Regions from separate parts of the Homo sapiens genome. Here region 2 is linked to region 1. The links are chromatin contacts, found by Hi-C or POLR2A ChIA-PET in ENCODE. All regions are on one chromosome and are shown on one strand. Each heading gives the region's core, a stretch centred on a gene start or an enhancer-like site at or near the end of the contact. The rest is flanking DNA. Distances are from core to core; before and after follow the strand shown. Region 1 overlaps USP34 (ubiquitin specific peptidase 34). Region 2 has its middle 120 kb from the start of XPO1.

What was found. A loop is a pair of places that touch in the nucleus more often than their neighbours do. ChIA-PET counts read pairs that join two places held with the same protein, here RNA polymerase II (POLR2A). Pooled maps may share reads with other maps.
Region 2: a pooled map shows a loop between it and region 1 (2.2-fold over the local background). The contact joins two enhancer-like sites. A Hi-C loop is called at or near these places in 1 of 37 single-sample maps with no recorded cell type and 1 of 50 pooled maps. POLR2A ChIA-PET finds 5 or more read pairs at or near these places in 1 of 52 experiments (activated T-cell).

What each region holds. Positions count from the first base shown.
Region 1 is chr2:61,192,219-61,196,200 of GRCh38, forward strand. It overlaps USP34 (ubiquitin specific peptidase 34), which reads right to left. Exons shown (of 80, transcript NM_014709.4): 76 at 683-762. Among named protein-coding and RNA genes, the nearest start is that of C2orf74-AS1, 16 kb to the left of the region's middle. Within about 2 kb of position 1,998, at least 5 of the 41 ENCODE cell types and tissues checked have a DNase peak (open chromatin) inside an H3K27ac peak, as active enhancers do.
Region 2 is chr2:61,657,867-61,662,133 of GRCh38, forward strand. No RefSeq gene overlaps it. Among named protein-coding and RNA genes, the nearest start is that of XPO1, 120 kb to the left of the region's middle. Within about 2 kb of position 2,730, at least 9 of the 41 ENCODE cell types and tissues checked have a DNase peak (open chromatin) inside an H3K27ac peak, as active enhancers do.

The DNA.
Region 1 (3,982 bases), core at 748-3,247:
CAGGCAGTACAATCAACAGTTTTTTCAGGGACTGAAAGGTAGTGGGGATCCTTTATGCCTGATCCAAGGAATGAGCCAAACATTAGTACCTCCTCCTCTTCCCAATTCTGCCTTTGTAACTTAACAAGCATTATTTATGCAGCCACTTAATTTTAAGGAGTTGGCTCTTAGACACTTAAGGTAGGAACAGTAATCTTTCCTGTTTTCAAGGAGATCGCTGTAAGAAAACAAGTGCATCAGACCCCTGAAAAACTACAGATTATGAAAAGCTAAAGGACAGACTGCTGACAGGGTTTCTGCTAGAGGTTTTGGAATGGTGGAAAAGAGGTAGAGACAGGGAGGTGAAGGAGAGGAAGAAGTGGCAAGTGCCTTTTCCCCCACTATCTCCCTGTTTTGGATTTTCCCCACAACTGTTGATATACATCTATAAATGAGAAATTCAATTATAACCAGCTTATTTAAAATATCCTCTATGATAGAAATCTACTTAAGTTAAAAAAATCAAAGGGAAACTAGATGCCTAATATGTAATAGCTAGTATTTTCATTCATTCATATGTTACCTATCAAGATTCTAAAATGTCCCCACTTTTCAGCAAGTCTTCAACCCACTGTTCCTAAAATTATTGACCACTTGGTCAGATAAGATTAAAGACCAATCATCTAAAACTCATTTTCTTTACCTGAGTCTGGCATAGCTCAGTCCAAAGTTTGGGGAACAGTGCAAGATGAAGTGGCAAACCTTCATAGGCAACTAGGACACCTAATATTTGAAAAGAAATCAGAATAGGTTATAATTATAAATTATACTAGTGAGATACTCAACTCTGCAGGTACAATATTACAGCTATTTCTAGTCATAACTGCATATTTTCTATATTTTAAAGTACATAAAGGGGAAAAATTCATTCCAATGTTTAGTGAAATATCTTAGAATGTGGTACTTTGAATTTATTTATATCCTATACCTCATTCCTGAAGGATATGGGACTTAAATCAACTCTTCTTTTTTGAGTATTAGAACTTTATCTGGGAAAAGAAAAAGTTACTGCAAGTGGCTCCAAATCTTTCTTGGATTAAGGTACCACTCTGCCTATTAGATAATTTTCATAGGGTGGCTAGACTGCAGGAGGGAGGAGGGGAAAGGTAAAAAAAAAAAAAAAAAAAAAAAAGTGGAGAATTAAACATATCTTTCCTCTTTTACCTTCTTTCTTCAAAGATAGAATGACCTTTGTGGTACATTTAAGTAAATGCGGCCCTTAACACCAGTTTCTTGGCTTGTTCCCAGGATCTTCTGAGTGGACCGCATCTGGCACTATGTCAGAGAGTGCTATTTGGAACCTCTATGAATTTACTTCTCCACTTCTTGACTATTCCAGATGTAAAATATGTCACTAAGATGTGTGCCCCTATCCTCTGTCATCCTATCTCTGAAAGTACAGAAGCTTCATTACCACAGTCCTAAATGAATTTCCCATCTTCCACATCCCCTAGGGTCCCCAGGGCAAGTATAATCATGGAGAAGAAGAAATATAACACAGACCATCCTCTTCCAGTTAAGAAAAGACTGAGTTAGACAAGGAGTCAGCAAACTTGTTCTGGGAAGGGCCAAATAGTGTTTGAGGCTTTGTGGCCATGCTCTGTTAACACAGCTCAACCCTGCTGAGGCAGTGTGAAGGCAGCCTTAGACAAGAGTAAGGAAATGGGTGTGGCTGTCTTTCAGTAAAACTTTACAAACACTGAAATGGGAATCTCATAATTTTCATGTCAGAAAATATTCTATATTAAAAAAAAATTTAAAAATATGAAAACTATTCTTAGCTAGCAGGTAGCCATGGTTATACAAAAACAGGCAGCATGTGGGTTGTAATTTGCCAAACCGTGGGTTAGACCAAGGACTTGAGAACATCCTACACAGGCAAGTCAGGTCACTCACTCAGAACTTACCAAGGATGCCTAGGATCCCTTCCACAGGTAAGCCAATTTATTTTCCTGTCAAGATGAGTCCCTTTAGACACAAGAGGCAAGGAAATGCTACTTCCCCTTTATCCTAACCTAATCTGGTTGGTGTTTGGCAGCATATACCCACCACGGTATCACCACACACATAGGTAAACAAGGACATGTCATCACATCTGTGGCTATAGGGAAGAGAGTTCCTACGTTCCCATGTTCCTGTATCCTAATTACTCATCAAAGTAGAGGAAGGGTTAGCAAACTATGGCCCTCAGGCCAAATCTGACCCATGGCCTGTTTTTATATGGACTTGTGAGCTAAGAATGGCTTTTTCTTTGAGACAGACAGTGTCTTCACTCTGTTGCCCAGGTTGGAGTGCAGTGGCGTGATCACAGATCAGGGGCAGCCTTGAACCGCTGTGCTCAAGTGATCCTTACACCTTAGCCTCCGTAGTAGCTAAGACTGCAGGCTGGGACAATTTTCTTAAAAAAATATTTTGGGGCCAGGCGCAGTGGCTCATGCCTGTAATCCCAACACTTTGGGAGGCCAAGGTGGGCGGATCACCTGAGGTCAGGAATTCGCAACCAGCCTGACCAACATGGAGAAACCGTCTCTAGTAAAAATACAAAACTAGCAGGGCGTGGTGGCACATCCCTGTAATCCCAGCTACTTGGGAGGCTGACGCAGGAGAATTGCTTGAACGCGGCAGGCGGAGGTTGCGGTGAGCCGAGATCGTGCCATTGCACTCCAGCCTGGACAACAAGAGTGAAACTCTGTCAAAAAAAAAAAAAAAAAAAGTTTTGGGCCAGGTATGGTGACTCACGCTGGTAATCCCGGCACTTTGGGAGGCCGAGGCAGGAGAATAATGAAACCCCGTCTCTACTAAAAATACAAAAATTGGCTGGGTGTGGTGGCACACACCTGTAATCCCAGCTATTCAGGAGGCTGAGGCAGGAGAACTGCTTGAACCCGTAAGGCAGAGGTTGCAGTAAGCCAAGATTATGCAACTGCACTCCAGTCTGGGTGACAGAGCAAACTCTCTCAAAAAGTTTTGTAGAAATGGGGTCTTGCCATGTTGCCCAGGCTGGTCTCAAACTCCTGGCATAATTCATCCTCTTGCATTGGCCTTTGAAAGTGCTGGGAGTACAGGCATGAGCCATCATATCCGGCTGGCTTTTACATTTTTAAAGGTTAAAAAAAAAAAAAAAAAATCAGCCAGGCTGGGCATAGTGGCTCATGCCTGTAACCCCAGCACTTTGGGAGGCCAAGGCAGGCAGATCATGAGGTCAGGAGTTCGAGACCAGCCTGACCAACATGGTGAAACCCCGTTTCTACTAAAAATACAAAAATTAGCCAGGCGTGGTGGCACGCACCTGTAATCCCAGCTACTCAGGAGGCTGAGGCAGGAGAATCACTTGAACCCAGGAGGCAGAAGTTGCAATGAGACGAGATTGTGCCACTGCACTCCAGCCTGGGTGACAGAGCCAGACTCTGTCTCAAACAAAACAAAAAAACCATTAGCCAAACAAAAAACAGTATGTTACAGAGACCTTGTGGCCTGTGGAGTCTAAAATATATAGTGTCCCCTCTTTGCAAAAAGAGTCTGCTAACCCACTAACCTCTGAACTAGAGGCTGCTCTGACATTAACCCTCTTATGGGCAAGCAGACTGTATACTACAATTTCTCTAGTCATTTCTCCCCTACTATCCCCCCAAAGTAAAATAATCTTCAATTTTTTTTTCTTTTTTTGAGACAAGGTCTGGCTCTTATCACCCACGCTGGAGGACAGTGGCACGATCTCAGCTCACTGCAACCTCCGCCTCCTGGGCTCAAGCCGTTCTCCCAGCTCAGTCTCCTGAGTAGCTGGGACTACAGGTATGCACCACCATGCACGATTTTTTTTTTTTTTTTTTTTTTTTTTTTTGAGACGGAGTCTCGCTTTGTCGCACAGGCTGGAGTGCAGTGGCGCGATCTCGGCTCACTGCAGCCTCCACCTCCCGGGTTCATGCCATTCTCCTGCCCCAGC
Region 2 (4,267 bases), core at 1,480-3,979, 470 kb after region 1:
TGTTTTTGTGTTTTTTTTTTTTTTTTGAAACAGAGTCTTGCTCTGTTGCCAGGCTGGAGTGCAGTGGCACAATCTCAGCTCACTGCAACCTCCGCCTCCCGGATTCAAGCGATTCTCCTGCCTCAGCCTCCCGAGTAGCTGGGATTACAAGTGCCCGCCACCACGCCCAGCTAATTTTTGTATTTTTAGTAGAGGCAGGGTTTCACTATGTTGGCCAGGATGGTCTCAATCTCTTGACGTCATGATCTGCCTGCCTTGCTCTCCCAAAATGCTGGGATTACAGGTGTGAGCCACTGCACCTGGCTGAAAATTTACTATATTTATATATGTAAAAGAGCTATTTTTTAGCATTTTTTAAACAGATGCTCTCTTTGCTTTGCTTTCTTAAGATCAAGGCATTTGCCAATAATTCTTAGAGGATGGAAAAGGTCTTACTCCCACCACCCCACTTACCATATATTTTATTCATGAAGACCATAACAACAAGAGCCAAAATACCCCATTCCTAAAGCCAAGTTTCACTCTTTTTTTTTTTTTTTTTTTTTTTTTAGATGGAGTCTCGTTGTGTAGCCCAGGCTGGAGTGCAGTGGCGCTATCTCAGCTCACTGCAAGCTCCGCCTCCCGGGTTCACGCCATTCTCCTGCCTCAGCCTCCCGAGTAGCTGGGACTACAGGCGCCCGCCACCACGCCCGGCTAATTTTTTATATTTTTAGTAGAGACGGGGTTTCACCGTGTTAGCCAGGATGGTCTCGATCTCCTGACCTCGTGATCCGCCCACCTCGGCCTCCCACAGTGCTGGGATTAGAGGCGTGAGCCACCGCGCCCGGCCTTCACTCTTAACAGAAGTATGTGAAAGATAGAAAAAGACTGGTTCCTTTTTGATTGTTGAAGATTTCACCTTCGTCTGATGTCTTGGTGGGTATTTATCTGATGGTGCCATAAAATAAGATTTCAGGTGAAGAACGGGTATGCTTTCGTTTTTGAAAAGTTGGAGAAGAGCTATTGTGAACATGGGTGCTTTCCCAAGCAGGCTGATTTTAGGAAAGAGAATACATTGAAGTTGAGGATCAGATTTCCACAAAGCTATCTATAATTGAGCACCTCTTGGAAAGCATTTTGTACTCCCAACAGCATGGGAATCCCCAGTTTGAAGACCACTGGGGTAGACTCAAAAATGGCTAACCATGCCTTAAGAAAATATTGCCATCTAGTGGCAACTACTCAAGACATAGGCATAAAGACCTAAATGGTCCCTTGACCCTTTGAAGGACACCTCTGTGTGATTCAGCCACAAGGAGCAAAATATCTCATATTTATATTGTACGTTTACTTAACATTACTCTTTCTATATATATTGTGTTATCTAATATTCCAAGCAAGCCCTTAAGATGCACATGCTCTTTCCTGTTATAGATGAGGCATTTGAGGAACACAGAGAGTAATTTATCCAAGATCATATTTCCATTTATTTATTCCAGATCCATTTATCAGGCACTATTACATGACTGGCATTATTCTAGGCTTGAAGAAGGGGCATGGGTTATGGGTGAACTGAAAGATGACTAAGACACATGTCCTTATGTCATTCACAATCTAATGGGGACACAAAACTATGAATGGGGCAATCAGGACTTGTATCTTGGACTGCTAATGTGTATCAGTGTCCTCACTGTACCATGGTACAGTAAACATAAATGTCAGACTGGTGCTCGAGTGATCCTGGGAGTCCTTGCAGTCACATGAAGCCAGTATCAGAGGAGTGTGGTGTCCAAGCAAAATGAGTCACTGAATTAAAATGTCATTTGAACAGAGTGCCTGCCCTTCCCTCCCCTTCTAATCTGTTGCTTGTAATTTGCTGTTGGCTTGGAAACCCAATAAGGAAATTTATTAAAAGAGTATTTAAGATGAAAGAAAATTATCTGAATGAAAATCCCAGAAGCTCCCCGATGAGTGTTGTATATGAGCTTTGGAGCATAAACTTGACTTCTGCTTTGGCCATTCTTGGGACTTTCTTAAGATGGCCTGTCTCTGAGCTGAGGCCAGGTAGCTGAGTTAGGCAGTGAGCTGTGAGTGGGCAGTGTTATGTTCGAATCGATAATCGTGCTGTAACGGGCACAACATGTTAGGAAAGACCCACATTCTCAAGACATGTTGGCCTCCCCAGCCTCACCTTCAGGATCTTTCCCAACTCTGTGCACTGCAGAAATTGATGTTCTTTCTGTTTTTTGAACATTCCAAGTTCTTGCCTAACTCAGGCCTTTGTAATATTTCTCCTTCTCCTTTACTCTTCACATGCCTGGCTCTTTATCTTTCAGGATTCAGCTTAAATGTCACCTTTTTAGAAAGCCCCTCATCGACTGCTCTACCACATTAATACAGGGTCCTGCACCTAATCTATATGCTCTGCCAATACCTTGTTGTATCCTAAAAATGTCCTATTGACATTTTTCTATGCTAACTGAAACTGAAGCACTTAACCCCTTCTAACTAATACTATTTTGTCTACATCTTTATTGGTCTATCTCCCTCCACCAGAAAGTAAGCCTTGTGAGGACAGGGGTTGTGTCTATTTGGCTCATTTCTGTATCCCTACCACCTAGAAGAGACTTGGCATGTGGTAGGCCCTCAGTAAATATCAGTGAATGAATTGAATGAACACTCTTTCCCTCTTTGTCTCAGTGGCCATTCTCAGTAAATGCAGCCAGACGGCCAGACTGGCCTGGTTTTCTTAAATAGATTCTGACAGTTTTACTTGGCAGCTCATGAAGCAGGACTGCTGTGTGCCTTTGTTCCAGGAAATGGACTTCAAGTCACCTTCCCAGGGCCCAAGCTTCTTTGGGACAGGAAATCAGGCATTGATTAGGTACATAAAGTTGGGGCTTCCTAAGTCTACACCGCCATATCTTTGGTTAACTCTGGGTAAGAGGTCATAGTTCTGTTAGCTCTCCTCCATTCCTAACCACAACTGCACCTCTGTAAGGAGCCGGTTCTCTGGCCTTTGTGCCACAGATCACTGCAGCAGGGTGGCCCTGGGGCGAGTGGAGCTTCCCTCACTCATCCTTCCCTGCTTCTGGATAAACAATGCCAAGTTCATCATGCCCTGCTGGTATTAAGTCAAGAGTGGATGTCTTGTGAAAAGAACCATATGTCTCCTGTGAAGGGCTGAAAATGGACTGTTGAGAACCAATTTCCAGTGAGAGCCATGGGACCTAGGAAGAACCAAGGTCACTGAGCTCAGGGACTTTGGGAGACATCCATGAAGGTCCAGTTCATATGCAGTACTACTCTAAACATAGCAATGAAGAATCCCTGCCCTCTTAGAGGGAGGGGTGGGGCTGAATACTTCCCTTGCTAAGGAGCTATCAGTCAGCATCCTATCCCTGCCTCCAGAGCAGCCAGTCTTGCTGGGATTATGGCCTGCAGCCTCCAGTCTCCACTGCTTCACTTTCTGTTCACTTCTTCTAAACTCACTACCTTTCCAAATTCAATGCATACTCTCTCTTCCTCACTTACTGCAATCCACTTTTGAGTTCGTTGGATGGGGTAAGTACTTCCCACCCCAGGTCTTTGCACACTTTGGATGGAATAAATATTTCCCGTGTTTTTGCACACACTGTTCTGCCTCTACCTCCATAAAAAGGCACTTCTCCTCAATTAACATTGTTCTACCACCTTGTGGCTTCTGTTTTCACCTGTTAAGCAACCCAAACTGCATTTGCCAATGAATCAAAGGTGTATCTGTTTCTAAATGTGTGGATGCGTGTAGGGAGAACTGATGTTTTGTGAATGTTATCCTATCCAAGAGCATGGGAGACCTTCCCATTTGTTCCAAGTTTTTGCTGTGTTCCTGAGGAAAATTTTAAAGTTTTCATCATATAGACCTTGTACAATTCTTGGCAAGTCTATTCCTAGGAATTTTTAAATTTTTATTTTTGAGACAGGGTCTCACTGTGTTGCCCAAGCTGGAGCAGTGGCATGATCATGGCTCACTGCAGCCTCAACCTCCTGGACTCAAGCGATCCTCCCACCTCAGCCTCCTGAGTAGCTGGGACTATAGGGATGCACCACCACGACCCGCTAATTTTTGTATTTTTTTTTGTAGAGACGGGGTTTCACTATGTTGCCCAGGCTGGTCTTGAACTCTGGGCTCAAGTGATCTGCCCACCTCAACCTTACAAAATGCTGGGATTATAGTCATGAGCCACCATGCCTGGTCTGGGAATTTACGTTTTTTGTTGCTATTAAAAATAGTGTCTTTCCCCCACTA